Regions from separate parts of the Homo sapiens genome. Here region 2 is linked to region 1. A link is a loop called in an ENCODE intact Hi-C map of the cell type or tissue named here. Cell type or tissue: OCI-LY7. All regions are shown on one strand.

The links. A loop is a pair of places that touch in the nucleus more often than their neighbours do. Peaks named below come from ENCODE experiments on the same cell type or tissue, not always from the same donor. Only the 100,000 strongest peaks of a DNase experiment are listed, where the experiment ranks them.
Region 2: a loop joins it to region 1, with 3 times the contacts of the local background. A loop is called at or near these places in 22 of 110 quality-filtered maps.

What each region holds. Positions count from the first base shown.
Region 1 is chr12:107,909,481-107,917,480 of GRCh38, forward strand. It overlaps LOC105369964 (a long non-coding RNA gene), which reads left to right and starts at 3,271. Exons shown (of 4, transcript XR_945320.2): 1 at 3,271-4,478; 2 at 5,154-5,207; 3 at 5,334-5,542; 4 at 6,311-6,808. In OCI-LY7, CTCF peaks have their summits at 3,027 (motif pointing right) and 3,236; no DNase peak of the experiment used is centred here.
Region 2 is chr12:108,189,299-108,197,298 of GRCh38, forward strand. WSCD2 (WSC domain containing 2) reads left to right here. Exons shown (of 9, transcript NM_014653.4): 2 at 5,984-6,916. The coding sequence starts at 6,535. It overlaps LOC124903077 (a long non-coding RNA gene), which reads right to left. Exons shown (of 3, transcript XR_007063583.1): 3 at 1,664-1,721. Among named protein-coding and RNA genes, the nearest start is that of WSCD2, 64 kb to the left of the region's middle. In OCI-LY7, CTCF peaks have their summits at 4,742 (motif pointing left) and 4,941; a DNase peak (open chromatin) is centred at 4,733.

The DNA.
Region 1 (8,000 bases):
TTAGGATTAAGCTTTTTTCCTTCCCTTTTTAAAAGATTTTTAAACATTTCCAACTTTGAAGTTCAGCGGTGCCTGTGCAGGATGTGCAGGTTTGTTACGTAGGTAAACCTATGCCATGTGCCACAGTGGTTTGCAGCACACATCATCCCATCACCTAGGGATCCATTGGCCATACTTCCTGATGCTCTCCCTCCTCCCACTCCCCACCCTCCGACAGGCCCCACTGTGTTGTTCCCTTCCATGTGTCCATGTGTTCACATCATTTAGTTCCCACTTATAAGCCAGAACAGGTGGTATTTGCTTTTCTGTTCCTGCGTTTGTTTGCTGAGGATAATGGCCTCCAGCGCCCTCCACATCCCTGCATAGGACATGATCTCATTCCTTTTTATGACTGCCTAGTATTCCATGGTGTATATGTAGCACATATTCTTTATCCAGTTAGACTTAATTTTCTATTGATTACAGAAGAGAGTTTTCTTCCTTGTTTGCCCCAGGCCAGGAGACTTGATGCTGGGCCTATGTTCTCTAGGTAAGATATATGTGTAAGTGATTTGTCCAAGTTTGAATTAAAAGCAAAAATGTTTGAAAAAGCAATCCACATTAAAAAAGACTAAACGTGTAGAGTCTGGACTTCTAGGGATGATCCAGTCTACTCCAAGTCAGAGACCTGTGCTTACAGGCAGGGATGAGTCCCCCGCCTGTGCCTTCCCTGGGGCCACTTGATCCTGGGCTTAAACCCAAACCATCCCTTAAACCCCAAACACTATTTAATACTGAGTCCTTTTAGCCATTGAGCTGTGCTGCTTTCCACACCCCATTAGGTAGGTTACAGGAAATTTTAATCCGTTAAATCTGTCACTGCTCATGTAAGTCAATACTCTCTTCACACTTGATTTATGGAGCAGAGACATGAGAATTCTTATTGTACAGAAGCAATAACAAAGCTTTATTATAAGTTACACAGAAGACACACAAGGGTTCTGGGGGAAAAAACGGGAGAGGAGAGTCAACTGTAGGCAGCAGGGAGTATCCCACCTGCTTCAGGACTGGAGTGAAATAAACCAAGGGCCCTCTGTCTATTGCTATGAGGACTCTGACCACTGGGATAAGACAATTGAAGAGCCTCACACCACCTACTTTCAGACTAAATCTTCAGGGAAGGGGTGGGACTGGAATGCTACCTCTGTCTATTGCTATGAGGACTCTGACCACTGGGATAGGACAATTTAAGAGCCTCAAACTACCTACTTTCAGACTAAAGCTTCGAGGGAAGGGGTGGGACTGGAATGCTATATCTCTAGCCCTCCAGGATGGCAGAGGTAGGGGCTAGCCTTGCATTTCCCAACTAAACAGGCTCACACAAAGTCCAGCCTGGGGGGATGGGTGGGCACTGGCTCCAGGAAGTTCTCCTCTCAGACCAGCATTTCCCTCTTGGACCCCAAGGGAGTGGAACCCAACCTGGAGGAGGAAGGCCCTGCAGAACCCTGGACAGGGGATGAGGGAGACCTAAAGGTGAGGTTCTGCCTTTCTGTGCCCACATGGGAAGTACGGTTCCTAGGGTCAGAGGCTGGCGCAGGCATGCACCTAGGGGCAGCCTTGCTTGCAAGTGGTATTAGGCCCCCAACTTGAAATGTGGGGTTTCTGCTTGGGTAGCCCTCTAGGGATGTGGCTTAAAAAGCATGGGCAACAGTGCCTGCGAACAATTATTCCTGGCGCTGGGTCCCATGGTTTGGGTGCTCTGGCTACAGGGACTACTGCTGTTCAGGCCCAAGCTTCCCCCACGAAGTGTGTGGTGCTTGGGACCCCTCTCTTTTTTGCTGCAGTGCTCTGTATCTGCCTGATGATGAGGAGGGAGCAGGGTCAGCAAGGCTGAGACCAGGAAGTATGAAGAGGTGACTGGATGGAGCTCTAAGGGGGAGAACAGGGGCCCTGGTGAGCTGTGCTTCCTCCCAGACACAGGAGGCATAGAGGTAGCCACTGCAGCAGATTCCAGGAGGGCTACTGGGCCTGGGCAGTCTTGCGTCCTGCGTCCCTCCTCCTGTGCATTAGTCCCAGAGGGTGGAGGGGGTCTGGAGAGGCAGTGGGCAGAGGAGCCATTGCTGCCGCAGGTGGTGGCAAAATATGGGAAGGCTGCAAGGCTCCCCAGTCCCGGATGGCCTTGGCCTCACCCCACAATGCACTTTTGATGCATAGCAGCACTGTTTCCTTCTCCAGGTCCAGGTCTTCAGCCGTGAGTCGGAACCCCAGCTGGGAGGGAGGTACAGCGTCAGAGGCTCCCCTCGCCTGCATGGCAGCAGAGGAAACTTGCATCGAAGGGGCCAGTACTGTGGATGCGAGGGAGCCATTCTTGGAGGTGAGTTTCTGCCCTTGTGTTGCATCTGCTGCCTTTTCACTCCAGATCTTCCTCTGGGAAACCTCTGTAGCCAAAGAGGGAGACCAGGGTCCCTCCTCACTCACTGTCTTTGAGCTCCGGAGGGGCAGCCGGGAGAGGAATGAGGCTGGCCCCCTCCTCCTCTTCAGTGGCGGGAAACCTCCTGTGGTGCTGTGTGAGCTGGAGACAGCATTTTGGGGGCAGGAGCTCACCTAGAAAGGCTGGGATTTCTTGTTCAATCTGACTTCTGATTTCTGGGCATGGAGGTCTCTCTGCAGAGGCCCAGACTTGGGCACGACAGAAGAGAGGCCTCCATTGACCCTCAAGGACCTAAATGTGATCTGTGCACCCCCAGTATCATCAGGCCCCTTTCTCTAATTATCGAGAACCTCTGTGACTCCAAGGTCCTTGTCCTGCTCAGGTATCCATTTCCTCAGGGTCCATTTGAGGGCCCTCAGAGGGCCTTCAAAACCAAAAACAAAACACAGGGTCTGCAGTATCTTAGGATGTTGTCTCCAAGAGGCTCTAAGAAAAGCCAGTGTAAAGTCACTGAATTCTTGGAGTTGGTCCAGGACCAAGGGTAAGTGCAGAAGCCGGGGCAGCCAAGGAACGGGCCAAGGGCAGGCAGCCAGCTGCCCTGCCAGCCCCCTGCAGGGGGCGCTGTGGAGCAAAGCTTTCACGGGTAACGGGCAAAGGGGAGCAGTAGTGTCAAGTCAGGTCTTGGCAGCACAGCGAGGTTGGCGAGTTCTCCTTGGCTGCCAACTCAGCCAAAGGCTCATCCTGCACTGTTGGGCCTGTTGCTGGGATGCACCTTTGGAATGTGTGAGCCAAGAATGGGCGCGCATGCTCATGGAACCCGCAAGGAAGGCGCACCGGGGAGGAAAGGGAGGGGGCAGAGATCACCCTAGGAATGTGCACAGGGGGCAGCTGCCGGTGGAGGGTGTTTGGTATGAGGGAGACAGGCTCATGGGGAAATGCAGCTGGCCCTCCCGCACTGGGGCCCCAGCGCTGACAGGGGACGGCGTAGGACGGGGATCCCTTGGGCTAGGAGGGCGAGAACTGCTGCGCCATCAGGTGGCAGCTTTGGGGTCAGCACCCTCGAGATGTCCTGCCCTTTCTCCAGCGGAATTGGGAAGAGCCCCTCAAGGGCTAAACAGATTCTGACGGGGTCTCTTGTGGTGGGGAGGACAGGTGGAGAGAGACATGCTTCCCTTATAACCCAGCAATCCTGTTCCATGTATTTGCCCAAGAGAAATGAAAACTTCTGGGTGGATGTTTATTCACCCATAACCTGTATGTAGATGGTTTTGGTTGCATTAGTCTTATCTCCTTGACATAGGACTTTTCATTTTATCCATTTTGTCTTGAATGTGTATGGAATTATTTTTAGGTGGTTGTTCTGGGGATTAGAATATTTATGCCACACTTTTCAGTCTAATAAGAGGTGTATCTTACCAACTCGAGTAATATGTGAAAGCCTAACAGTCATATACATTCATGTGGCTCTTTATGTTATGGTTGTCATATGTATTCCATCTACAAGCCTTGAAGCCCCACATCCCTTTCAAATGATGATATGTTTTCATGGTTTGGAAGCAGCTCATCCTGGAAGCGCAGAACCTGCCAGGCGTCTTGCACTTCCTCCTCCCAGTCCCCCTAGGGTTAAAGGCTGCACTCTAAGAAGGCACTAGCCTGTCCCCAGGAGTCTATCCAGATCCCTGGAGGGCTCCATTTCTGCAGGACGAGGCTACCCCTTGGAATAAATCCTCTCTGCTTCTGCCCAGCCCTGTAAGGGGCACCTTCCATTCTTTCTCCAGCAGGCTTTCCTCTGCTGACAGGGAAGGAGACAGTGTGGGGCAGAGAGGGATTTATCCTCTTCTCCTTGGGCTGAGGAGAGGGCTGGGAAGTCCTCCAGGCAGCATCTAACTTCCTCACTCTTTGGGCTGCTGTAAGTGGCCTTCCAGGTCCTTCCTGCTATTTTCATGTTCAAAAATTGAAATTTGAGTTTTCTGAGCTGGAATTTCCTCTGTTTAAGGCTGCTAGGAAAAATGGCTGCCAGGGGTCCTGTAAAGCAAAGCTTGCTTGGAGAATGGGCGAAGATGTATGTGTAAGTGATTTGCTCAAGATTATGCAACCTCCCTGGGCATAGCCCCCACTTCCTTGGGAATTTCCTAGCATGTCCTGGAACGGGCCTCCATCATTCCCCATTTCCTGCTGCATGAGGAGACATTGCCCCCTACATGAACTAGATAGTGTAATATCTGCCCCTGGTGTGTCCGGAATTGGTTCCTTCTGGTGGGTTCTTGGTCTGCTGACTTCTAGAATGAAGCCACGGACCCTCGTGGTGAGTGTTACAGTTCTTAAAGATGGTGTGTCCGGAGTTTGTTCCTTCAGATGTTCAGATGTATCCGGAGTTTCTTCCTTCCAGTGGGTTCGTGGCAGCATCCAATCACTATGGAGCCACTGCTTACTGACACCTAGCCCCAAATGACCAACCTAAAACTGACACCCCACAGTTCCCCCATGGTGCATGCTTTTTGTCCCTGCAAGGAGTAATAAACCCAACTTGCTCCACTGCACATGTGTTCCTGGAGGGTATTGACTGGCCTCTTGAGGGGCTGCCTGGGCTCTGCCTCTGTCATCATGTAAAGATGATGGTGATCGACAACACAGGGTTTTCTGTGTGCTGGGCGCTGTTTTGAGTTCCTCGCATATACTCATCTGCATTTTATCCTCACAACAGCTCTGAGGAGGGGGCACTATTCTTATCTCTGTTTTGCAGATGGAGGAGCTGAGACACTCAAAGGATTAACCCCCTGGCCCAGGTCACCGACTTGTAAGTTGCTGAAGTGGGATTTGAACCCATGTGGTCTGGCTCCATAGTCCACGCACTGAGCTAGGGCCTAACCAGGCTTCGAGCCTAGACAAAACACAGGTCCTGACCTGCCTTCATCCTGTGCAGGTCGTGGAGTTCATTGGAATGTGATGGGAAGGAGGAGAAGAAGGAGAAGGTGATGGAGAGTCTCCTGGAGGCAGCTGAATTTTTGGCATGGCCGAGAAGACCTGGGGTGGACCCTTGACCCGCATTGGGCCCACTCTTGCTTCTCTCCCGGGAACTAAGACTTAGGATTTATGAATGCTGGTCTGTCTGTGCAGGAATGGTGTGTGAGGGTATGTAAGCTAGGGAACTGAGTGGTGACATCTGCCCTGGACACTGGGAGGACATTTGGGAAAGATGGAGCAGCAAGTAGAGAGAGAAGCAGAGATGGGGGAGCAATTCAAGGGGAGAGTGAGAAGGGAGAGAACCAAGAGGGAGAGGGAGAGGAAGATAGAGAGGGAGGCAGAAGGACAGGGTCAGGGACAGGGCTAAGAAGGAATGGAGAGAGAGAGAGGATGGAGGAAAAGAGGGAGAAAAACAGACATATATATACACACACACACACATACACACACATATATACATATATGTATACATATATGTGTATATATACATATGTGTGTATATATATGTGTGTATACATATGTGTATATATACGTATATATACACATATATGTGTGTATATATATACACACACACAGAGCAGACACACACACACACACAATCCATTTCTCCGGTGCCTGCATGTTAGTCCCAGTGGTTCTCTGCTCCTGCCTGGGAGAATCTACTGTCCCTTGCACCAGGGGTGGCACAGACATGGGATGGTTGGGACCTCTGGCTGGACCCTTCAGCAACCAGACCCTGGCCCACACCTGATGCTGTGGTGGATGAAGGGAATCCCAGCAACTGTTGCTCTCAGGCCCCAAAAGAAGTTGTCCAGTGGAGTCAGGAGGTTTACAGTATGTCTGGGAATACATTTTCCTCCAATCCTGTCTTGCTCTTGCCAACAATTTCCCAGGCAAATAGTGAATTGTTTTATTTGTTTGCTTTATGTTTTGAAGAGAGGGAGGCAGCATGGTGATTTGTGAAGGGCTGAACTCAGACAGACCTAGGTTTAAGTTCTGGTCATCTCACTTGCTGTGTGACCTTGGACAAGTCACTTCACTTCTCTGAGCCTCTCTCCAACAACGGGGCTAATAATCCCTGCCTTATAAAGTTGTGGTGATGATTAAAAAGTGGCTGGGAATGGTAGCTCTTGGAAATAGTAGACAGTCAATAAATGTCAGTTTTCTGCTCTTCAGTCCTTTAAAGTTACTGTACAGCAGGTCCTGGAATAATACTAAAATGTTTCATTATAATGTTGGTGAGAAAAAGAAAAATCAATTCCCAGCCAAGGCCATCATCTGGGTGCAGTCTGTACATTCTCCCCATGTGTTCATGGGTTTTCTCTGGCTCTCTGGTTTCCTCTCATATTCCCAGGATGTGCACATCAAGTGAATTGGCATGTCTAAATGGGCCCAGTCTGGGCCAGGTGTGGTGGCTTACACCTGTAATCCCAGCCCTTTGGGAAACCAAGGAGGGAGGATCACTTGAGCCCAAGGGTTCAAGACCAGCCTGGGCAACATGGTGAAACCCTATCTCTCCAAAGAATACAAAAATTATCGGGGGGTAGTGGTGCACCCCTGTAGTCCCAGCTACTTGGGAGGCTGAGGTGGGTGGATCACCTGAGCCTGGGAGGTCAAGACTGCAGTGAGCTGTGATCACGCCACTGCTCACCAGCCTGGGTGACAGAGAGGGACTCTGTTTCAAAAAAAATAAATAAAATGGCCCCATCTGAGTGAGTGTGGGTGTGGGTGTGAGTGTGCTCTGTGAGGGGATGGCATCCTGTCCAGTGTGGTTTATTGCCTTGTGCCCTGAGCTGCCAGGATAGGCTGTGGCCACCTGCAACCCTGAATTGGAATTACTGGGTTAATGATTATCTTACTTGTTTTTATTAATCTTTCTTAAGTGTATGTATAGCTCACATTTATTTCAATGTTTAATACTAGAAATGTTTTGGTCTTCATTTAGAAGTTTAGTGATGTTTGGCCGGGCGCGGTGGCTCACGCCTGTAATCCCAGCACTTTGGGAGGCTGAGGGGGGCGGATCACGAGGTCGGGAGATCGAGACCATCGTGGCTAACACAGTGAAACACCGTCTCTACTAAAAATAGAAAAAATTAGCTGGGCGTGGTGGCAGGTGCTTGTAGTCCCAGCTACTCGGGAGGCTGAGGCAGGAAAACGGCGTGAACCCGGGAGACGGAGCTTGCAGTGAGCCAAGATTGCGCCACTGCACTCCAGCCTGGGCAACAGAGCGAGACTCCATCTCAAAAAAAAAAAAAAAAAAAGTTTGGTGATGTTTTTGTGGCCAGAAATATGCCTGTAGAAACTTAACTCTAGTTAATATCCATTAGCCTATGGTAACATCGGTGTTGTAGTACATTGTTTCACTTAAAGTTGCAGTTTCCAAGAATCTGTTAATGACATTAGGTGAGGACTTACCCTATTAGTAAAATTTACACTTGACAAGATTTTAAAAAATATTTTTCACTGACAAATAGAATTGTATTTACTTGTCTGTTATTTCAATAAATTCACAGGAATGAAACTAACATCTGGCACCTATATTTTAACTTTTTAATGTTCTTACTACTGACTGTAAATGATAAATATAACAAGGAAATTTTTATCAACATATAAATGCTTTTCTCAA
Region 2 (8,000 bases), 280 kb after region 1:
TACAGAGGGTGGTTGAGGCTAAGTCCCACTGGAGAAATACACACTGCAGAGTTATTCCAGCTGAGGAGCAAGGGAGCTGGGGCATTTATACACCAACTCCCATCAGTCATATTTGCAGCTGCTTCCAAATGTTAATATTCTAGCATGTCTTGCCTGCCAACCACACAAGCACAAAAAGCATTCAAGGTGCTGGAGAAACCCCTCAGACAACCAGATGAACATTCAGAATTTAACTCTGTGGGTGGGGCACATATGGCATCTGTTACAGATCTACCAAACTGACCAAAAAGGAAAGGACTGACAACATTAAGTGTTGGTGTGGATTTGGAGCAGCAGGAATGCTCAAACTGTACTGGGGAAGTTGTGACTACAGCAACCTTGGAAAAAAACTGGCATCTTTTAGGATAATCATAAGATGCTCATACAAAAACAAAAACAAACAGACAAAAACTAGCGCTTTCACTCCTAGGTATACATGCACTCTACATTAATTATTATATACATGCATCAGGAGGGAGGTATAGGAATGTCTGCAGCAACTGGCAAGAGGAATCCATTCTATCCAAGCCACATGAGCTGAGAATTAATGAGGGAGAAATTCCGTGAAGGAAAATAGAGTCCTTGTATCAGAATGAAGGGGCACTGAACAGGCAAAACCACATGTATTCTCCAGAAATTATTATAAGATGTAGCATTTGCACCTAATACATATAGATATGATATATTTGTATATATTGACTTATTTAGTTCTCACGCTAACCCTAAGAGATAAATTATATTACATCATCACTCTATAGATGGGGAAACTGATGTTCAAAGAAGTTAATGACCACCTCAAAGAATGATAGTGGGGATTAAAAGGCACAATGGGAATAAGATGACTGGCATATAGTATGCGCTCAACAAACACCAGTGACTTCTGATATTTTTATTATTAGAACAAGACTGAAATTTTACCTGGGCTCCCCAGTTTCTTGGAAACTTCCCAGATGGGTCTCCTACCCAGAACTCTTAAGAAATCAAACCTTCATGAACCTGATTTCTCAATAGCTATTTCTCGGTGAAGCTTGGGTGGTCTGGGGGTCAGTTGGTCGCTGGGCCTGCCCAGTCCCTCCGAACTGCCTCTGCCCCCCAAGTCAGGTGCTGGGGATTACAGAGAGGGAGTCAGCCCCCTACCCAGCCTCACAGGCTTCCATTCTGGCCTACCCTAGCCAATAGAACCTGGAAGGGGGAGGCATAATTTTACTCCCAGGGGAGGTAAGGAACCACAGGGCAGGCTATGCCTCTGTTTTTCTTTCCCCTGCAGGCAGCTCTTCCCCACCCATCTTCAAGTTGGCAGCTCAACACCAGAGCCTCATTCTGGTGCTAAAAATAGTCTGTGTTTAGACACTTTGAGGCTCCTGCTGGAAACATGAACTGCAGTAACCAAATGCTGCCACTCCCACAAAGGGGGCCTCTCAGCCTCCTCCCTGTGGAAACTCATGCCAGCCCTGGGGGGGAGGCAGAGTAGAGGTCGTCCACCACATTTAACAGATGGGGAAACTGAGGCTTAGAGAGGTGTCACATAAAATAAAGGGGGATGAAGTCGTGATAGCCAGCCCTGTGGATTGTCTCATCGAATCCTCCCCACACCTCTGGGAGGGGCATTCTATGGTTGACTTAACTTTATAGAGAGAAGATGGCAGCTCAGAGAGATGAAGTCCCCTGTCTGGACCTCACACCTGTAAGTGAATGACAGGAGGGGATATTAATACAATTATAATCCTCAACATGCTATGAACAAATAGAGACAGAGAGAAGTGGGTTGCTGAAGGCCAACAGCCCCTGTCTCACCCAGGGTTGTAGACACATTATCTGTGGATTGTGAAGAAACATCACACCTGCCTTGCAGCTATCCCAGAGGGAGGAATATGGGAGAACGTATTTGTAAAACCTTCAAACACAGTATCCAGCATATAGTAGGTATTCAACAAATGCAGTTAGTTTCATTTCCCCATTACCTTTGAGGCAGAATTTCTCTCTGGAGAGAGATAGCAGAAAGGGACAATGACAGACTAGAGAGAGACTTGGAGAGACAGAGATGGAGAGAGAGGCAGGAGAGAGAGAATGACAGATGGATGTGGGAGGCAGGGGAGTCTGGGATACCTTTGAGGATATGGGGCTTTGGCTCAGCCGAATCCTGGAACCCTTGAACCCCAGAACCACCCAGTGCTGAGTAACACAAATGCTACCTCCACAGAGCCCTGGATTTACAGTTCTCCAAGGCTGTCACCTGAGTGTTTTGGCCAGTGTGTGAAGCCATGGTTGTAGGTGTAAGCCCTGGGGGGATGAACCTGACTCTTTTTACTCATTTTTCTCTACCAGTGTTTCTTGGGACCCTCCTATGTATCAAATAGCCTTATCCCCTCCATGGGGCTCAGCTTCCAGGGGGCTCTTCCTCTGGGCGAGCCCCTGCCTCCTCCTAGCACCGGCAGGATGCTGTGGGATGGCTCAGGTCAGCACCTTCCCTCCCCAGGAGAAAAGGGAGCTCTGAAAGTGGGGGGTGGACACAGCCCCTCTCCACACGGTCCACATCCCTCCGGCAGATCTCCTTCATTTTCCACATCACCCATGCCTCAGTCTCATTCTGTTCCCTGCCAGCCCCTAATGAGCTCATTATCCTCTTAAAGCCCCTTTCGCACCCACTTAGAGAAGAGATGTGTTGGAATATGAAAGAACGAAGAGGGAACAATGAAAAAGGACTAGACCCAGAAATATCCTGAGAGAGGCAGAAAGCCACAGGGAACACTACAGCTGAAAACTTTGCTGTCTCCACGACAGCAAATGTGCTGAGGTGGCAAATGGCTTTCAAGTGTCTCACATGTGCCCTTGAGGGGCGGAGGTGGGGCTTATCTTGAGCATCTCCTATGCATCAGGTATTCCTCCTACAATGTTTAATTCAGTCCTTCCAGCAACATACTTTTTAGGGGAGAAGTCAAGATCCTTTAGGCCACTTTACAGGTGAGGAACCTGAGTCTTGCTGAGAAGGGATGTCTTGCCCCAGTCACTCACCTGGGGTAATGGAAGAGGCAGGATTTGAACCCAGGTCTGTTTGCCTGTGGAGTCCACCTCTGTTCTTGCCTGAGTGCCTCTGGAAGGGCTGGTGTCCCCTTGCCCATCCCACGAGGACTGCTGGCTTTTTCTCATCCCATCCCAGCTGCAGAAACATCTGGCACGTGTTGGCACGACCATGAAACCTCAGTGGATTCTCATGTGTGTTTTTAGAACACAGTCCCAACTCCTGAGCTTGGCATCCAAGGCTTCCCATGGTCTGGCTCCTGCCCACTGCTTGGCTGTGTTCCCAGCCCACAGTCCCCCAAGCTCCTTTGTTTCTTACCCCTCAGTGATGCACCCTCATGTGGGCTGTTCCTCTTCCCTGGGCTAACCTTCTGTTGCTCCTTCACCCAGAGAATTTTGACTCCTTTTGCAAGACCTACTGGCTCAAAGACTCCTCCCTGGGGAAGCCCTCTATGGTTCCCCCAGGCAGTTGCAGACCCTCACTTCCCTGGGCTCCCACATTCCATGGCTTCTCAACCCAGGGTCCAAACCCCACCCTGATATTTTAAGCCAAATTCTGGGAGCTTATGTGCAAGGGCTTTTTTTTTTTCTGGGCATATATCTATAGTTGTCATGAGATCCTCAAAGAGTTACAAGACCAGAATAGACATACGGTTAGGAATATAGGCTTTGAAATCAGGTGGCACTGGGTTTACCATCCTGCTGCCACTTACTAGCTCTGTGACCCTGAACAAGTTACCTAATCTCTCTGATACTCATTCCCCTCTTGTGTAAAAATAGATATAGGTCTCCCTCATAGAAATGTTTAAATGAGAGTATGTATATGTGTAGAAGAATGTCTGGCATGTATTAACTGTCCAATAAACATTAACTATAATATTGATTGCTGTATCCTGTACACACATCTACTATGGGATTTATCATAGTCTGTCTAGCATAGTGATTGTTTACATTGCTTTCTCCCTCAGTTGACTCTGAATTCTCTGAAAGCAGGGACTGTGAATTATTTATTCCTGCATCTCAAACACACACATAGTAGGCAATCAGCATATGTTTTTAAATAAATGGAAGAATGAGTGGATGACTGGATGGGTGGAGAGTTGGATGGATGGATGGATGGGCTGCTATAGTTCAGATGGATAGATGAATGGATGTATAGTTGGACAGATTAATGAATAGATTAATGGTAGGTGGATGGATGGTTCAATGAATAGATGGGTAGGTGAACTGCCGGAAGGCAAATGGATGGATGGATGGATGGATAGATGGATGGATGGACGGATGGGTTAACGAATGGATGGGTGGGTGGATGCTGGATGACAGACAGATGAATGGTTGGATGGATGGATGGGTGGATGGATAGAGGGTTGGCTTAATGACTGGATGGGTAGGTGGACTGCTGGATGACAGACGGATGGATAGATGGACAGATAGTTTGACTTTACAAAGGCATGGATTTTTGTCTGTTTTGTTCACTTATTTATTCCAAGTGCCTACGAGGGTGACATAGTATGTGCTCAGTACTTAGTTCTTGAATAAATGGGATGGCAGACTCTACCTTAAACCACAGTTAAATGCCCACACTACTGTCTGGATTAGGAGAGTATGTTACAATTTGTATCTTCCATTGGCTGACTATGGAATCTCAGGCGTTGGCTAAGATGGTCATGGGGCCCCCTGCTGGTGGTAATATGAAAAAGCATTGGCTAAATGGGGTTTTCTGTTTTCTAATTTACATTCTATTTTTCCTCTTGACTGATGATCCTGAACATTTACTCATAAAGCTGTGGTACTCAACTCTCTGTGCTCATTACCATTATCTGAGAGCACCTGGTTACAGATGTGGGTTTCCCCCTCAACCAGACATTCTGGTTGGAAAGGTTAGGAATCTATATTCACCAGGCTCTCAGGTGATTCTGAATCAGTTGTTTCTCAGACCCACACCCGGGAGACCCTGACAAAGGGTGAGCCATGCTGGTGACCGGGAGGCTGTAAGGATGGGCTACCGTCTGGGGGGCTGTCTCTGAATTCTCAAGTGATGTCCAGACTATGTGGGAAAGAGGCAGAGTCAAAGAGACACTGGTTAAGAGCTGTGATTTGCGATTTGGACTGTCCTGGGTCCAGATCCCAGCTCCATCACTCACCAGCTGTGTGACCTCCATTTCCTCATCTGTAAAGAAGAGAAATAGTTACCTCTCATAGGAATGTTGGGAGCAATAAAGGAGACAAGTGTAGATGGCTGGGCACAAAGCTGAGCACATGGTAGACACTCAATAAACACTGAATGGACAAATATGCTGCTAAATAACCCTACTTTCCTTCTTTTTCCTTTTCCTTCTTGGATAGAGGAGAGGGGCTATGGATTTTATTTCTCCCACTAGAATGTGAGCTCTATGAAAGAGGGGATTTTGCCTCTGCCGCTCACAGCTTAATTTCCAGCACCTAGGACAGTGCCTCACACAAAGTAGGTCTCACTGAGTGTTTGTTGGGAAAAAAAATGAATGAATCTGGTCTGGTTCAGAATTGCCCAGGTTCAGCAGGTAGTTCAGCAAGGACCTTGAAAGTACTTTTCAGACTTAAGGTAATCCTTGGATCAGTATATATTTGACAAATATATAGGAAGTATGGAGCAAAGCAAACCACTGGCCCATAAGAACCTGTGCTTGTCCAAGACAAAGTTTGTCCCCAACTAGGGCCCACTAGGATCCAGGTCCCTAAATTCCCAGTTTGGTGTCAAGAAAAAGGCAGTGTTCTAGAAGACTCAGGGATGCTCTTTATCTAGCACTGCTCTTAAACTGTTTCATGCCATTGGTGGTTTCCTCCTCTCTCCGGGCCTCTGCATTTCCCTGTAGGATGCTCAAGAACCCTGTGGGTTCTGTGCTTTGGTGAAGGGGCTTCTCATGCCTGTGTCTCTGCTGTTTTGCAGGTGGCATCCCTGAGTCCTGATGCCTGACTGGATGGAGGCCCACCAGCTTCTGTTCCCATGAGGTAGAAAGGCCAAGCTTGGTCTTCAGCTGGGGAAGAGGCCAGAAACAAGGCCCCCAGTGAAATAACCCAGATCCATTGGCCTGAGGAGCAGAGAAAGGGCAAGAAGTGAACTGCAGCTGCTGGTAACCCTCAGAAACCTTCTCCAAGTGCTATTCTCACAGTTCTTTAGGAACACTCTGAAGTGAAGAACAATATGTAGGAAAATGGGACCAACTTATGTGTGTTCTGAGCCTCAAAACCCCCTTGTTGGCCCAAAGAAGCTCACCTTCAGTTTGGGAGGGCTGGTAAGCTCCATCCTTTCTCATGGCCTCAGCCAAGCATTGAACTTGCCCTCCCCTTCTGGCCTTGGTGATCACTTTTTCAGGAAGAGTGAGACTGAGGACCCCCAAGTGTTCCATCCCTAAGGAAAGCTTGGGAAACCAAGCCCCTTCCATCCTCTCCCAAGCACCCCAGCCAAGCCCCAGAGAGCCAGTCCGGAATGATCCCACTATGGCCAAGCTCTGGTTCAAATTCCAGCGGTACTTCCGCCGGAAACCTGTGCGCTTCTTTACCTTCCTGGCACTCTACCTGACTGCTGGGAGCCTTGTCTTCCTTCACTCTGGCTTTGTGGGCCAGCCCGCTGTCTCGGGGAACCAGGCGAACCCCGCTGCTGCAGGAGGCCCAGCTGAGGGTGCTGAGCTGTCCTTCTTGGGTGACATGCATCTGGGCAGAGGTTTCCGGGACACAGGTGAAGCCTCAAGCATTGCTCGCAGGTACGGACCCTGGTTCAAGGGCAAGGATGGGAATGAGAGAGCCAAGCTTGGCGACTACGGTGGAGCCTGGAGCCGAGCCCTCAAGGGGAGGGTTGTCCGGGAGAAGGAGGAAGAGCGAGGTAAGAGCGAGGAACATCTGGACACTGAGGGGCTGGGGAGAAGGGAGGAGATACTAACAATGTAATAACAGCTGTCAGTTTTCAGTGTTTAATAGGAACCAGCTGTCATATCATTGTAGCTATAAATAGTGCCTGCCATTATCATCCCCATTGCACAGAGGAGAAAATTGAAGCTCAGAGAGATGAAGCGGCTTGCCCAAGGTCACACAGCTTGTCAAGAGGCAAGTTTGGATTTGAACTCCACATCTATCAGAGGTCAAAGTCTGACTCTCCCCTGTAGCCTTTTACAGTCCTTGTTAAATATACATGAAAATAAAACAGTCAGCATTTATTGGGTACTTACTAGGCACCAAGTACTGTTTCCAAGCACTTTACATATATAGAAACATCACCACAACTGTAGGTGATAGATTTTATTTATTCCCATTTTAAAGATGAGGAAAGTGGGGTACCAAGAGCACAAGATTACACAGCTAAGTGGCAGAGCTTCTGCTCCACCAGACTGTCTCTCAGTCCATCTTGCTGGGTCCCTTGGTGATGGATCTCAGGAGAGATCATTGCCCTGGATAGATTTCATTGCATTTTCTCAGCCATTTATAATCTAAAAAGGCTTTTGTTCATGACTGCATTACCTTATTTGATTTTCACTACACTTCATGGGCTTAAACAAGGCCCCTATTATCCTGTGCCCAGCTAACAGATGTGGAAACTGAGGCTTGAAGAAGGGAAGACACTTGCCCAAAGCTGCGCAGCTGGTCAGCAGCAGGAACGGAGTTTAAATCTGATTCATCTGGCCTGAATGCTCAGTTCTCTAAGGCTGTCTCCTAGAGTCCACTGGCATCTACCCATCCAACCAGCATGCTAGGGAGGAACCCACAACCCCTACAATTCATAAGATTAACACAAATGGACATTTCAGAAATCTGGGCCAGATGGTTTGGGAGAATAAACCACCAATCAAGGCAGATGGAAAATCTCACTAGCCTTTGTGTTCTACTGTGATTCAACTCATAAAAAACCCTTCTGCTACCATGGAAGGAAGCAGGATTAATGGAGGGAATTCATCTTGGAACACATTCTCCTG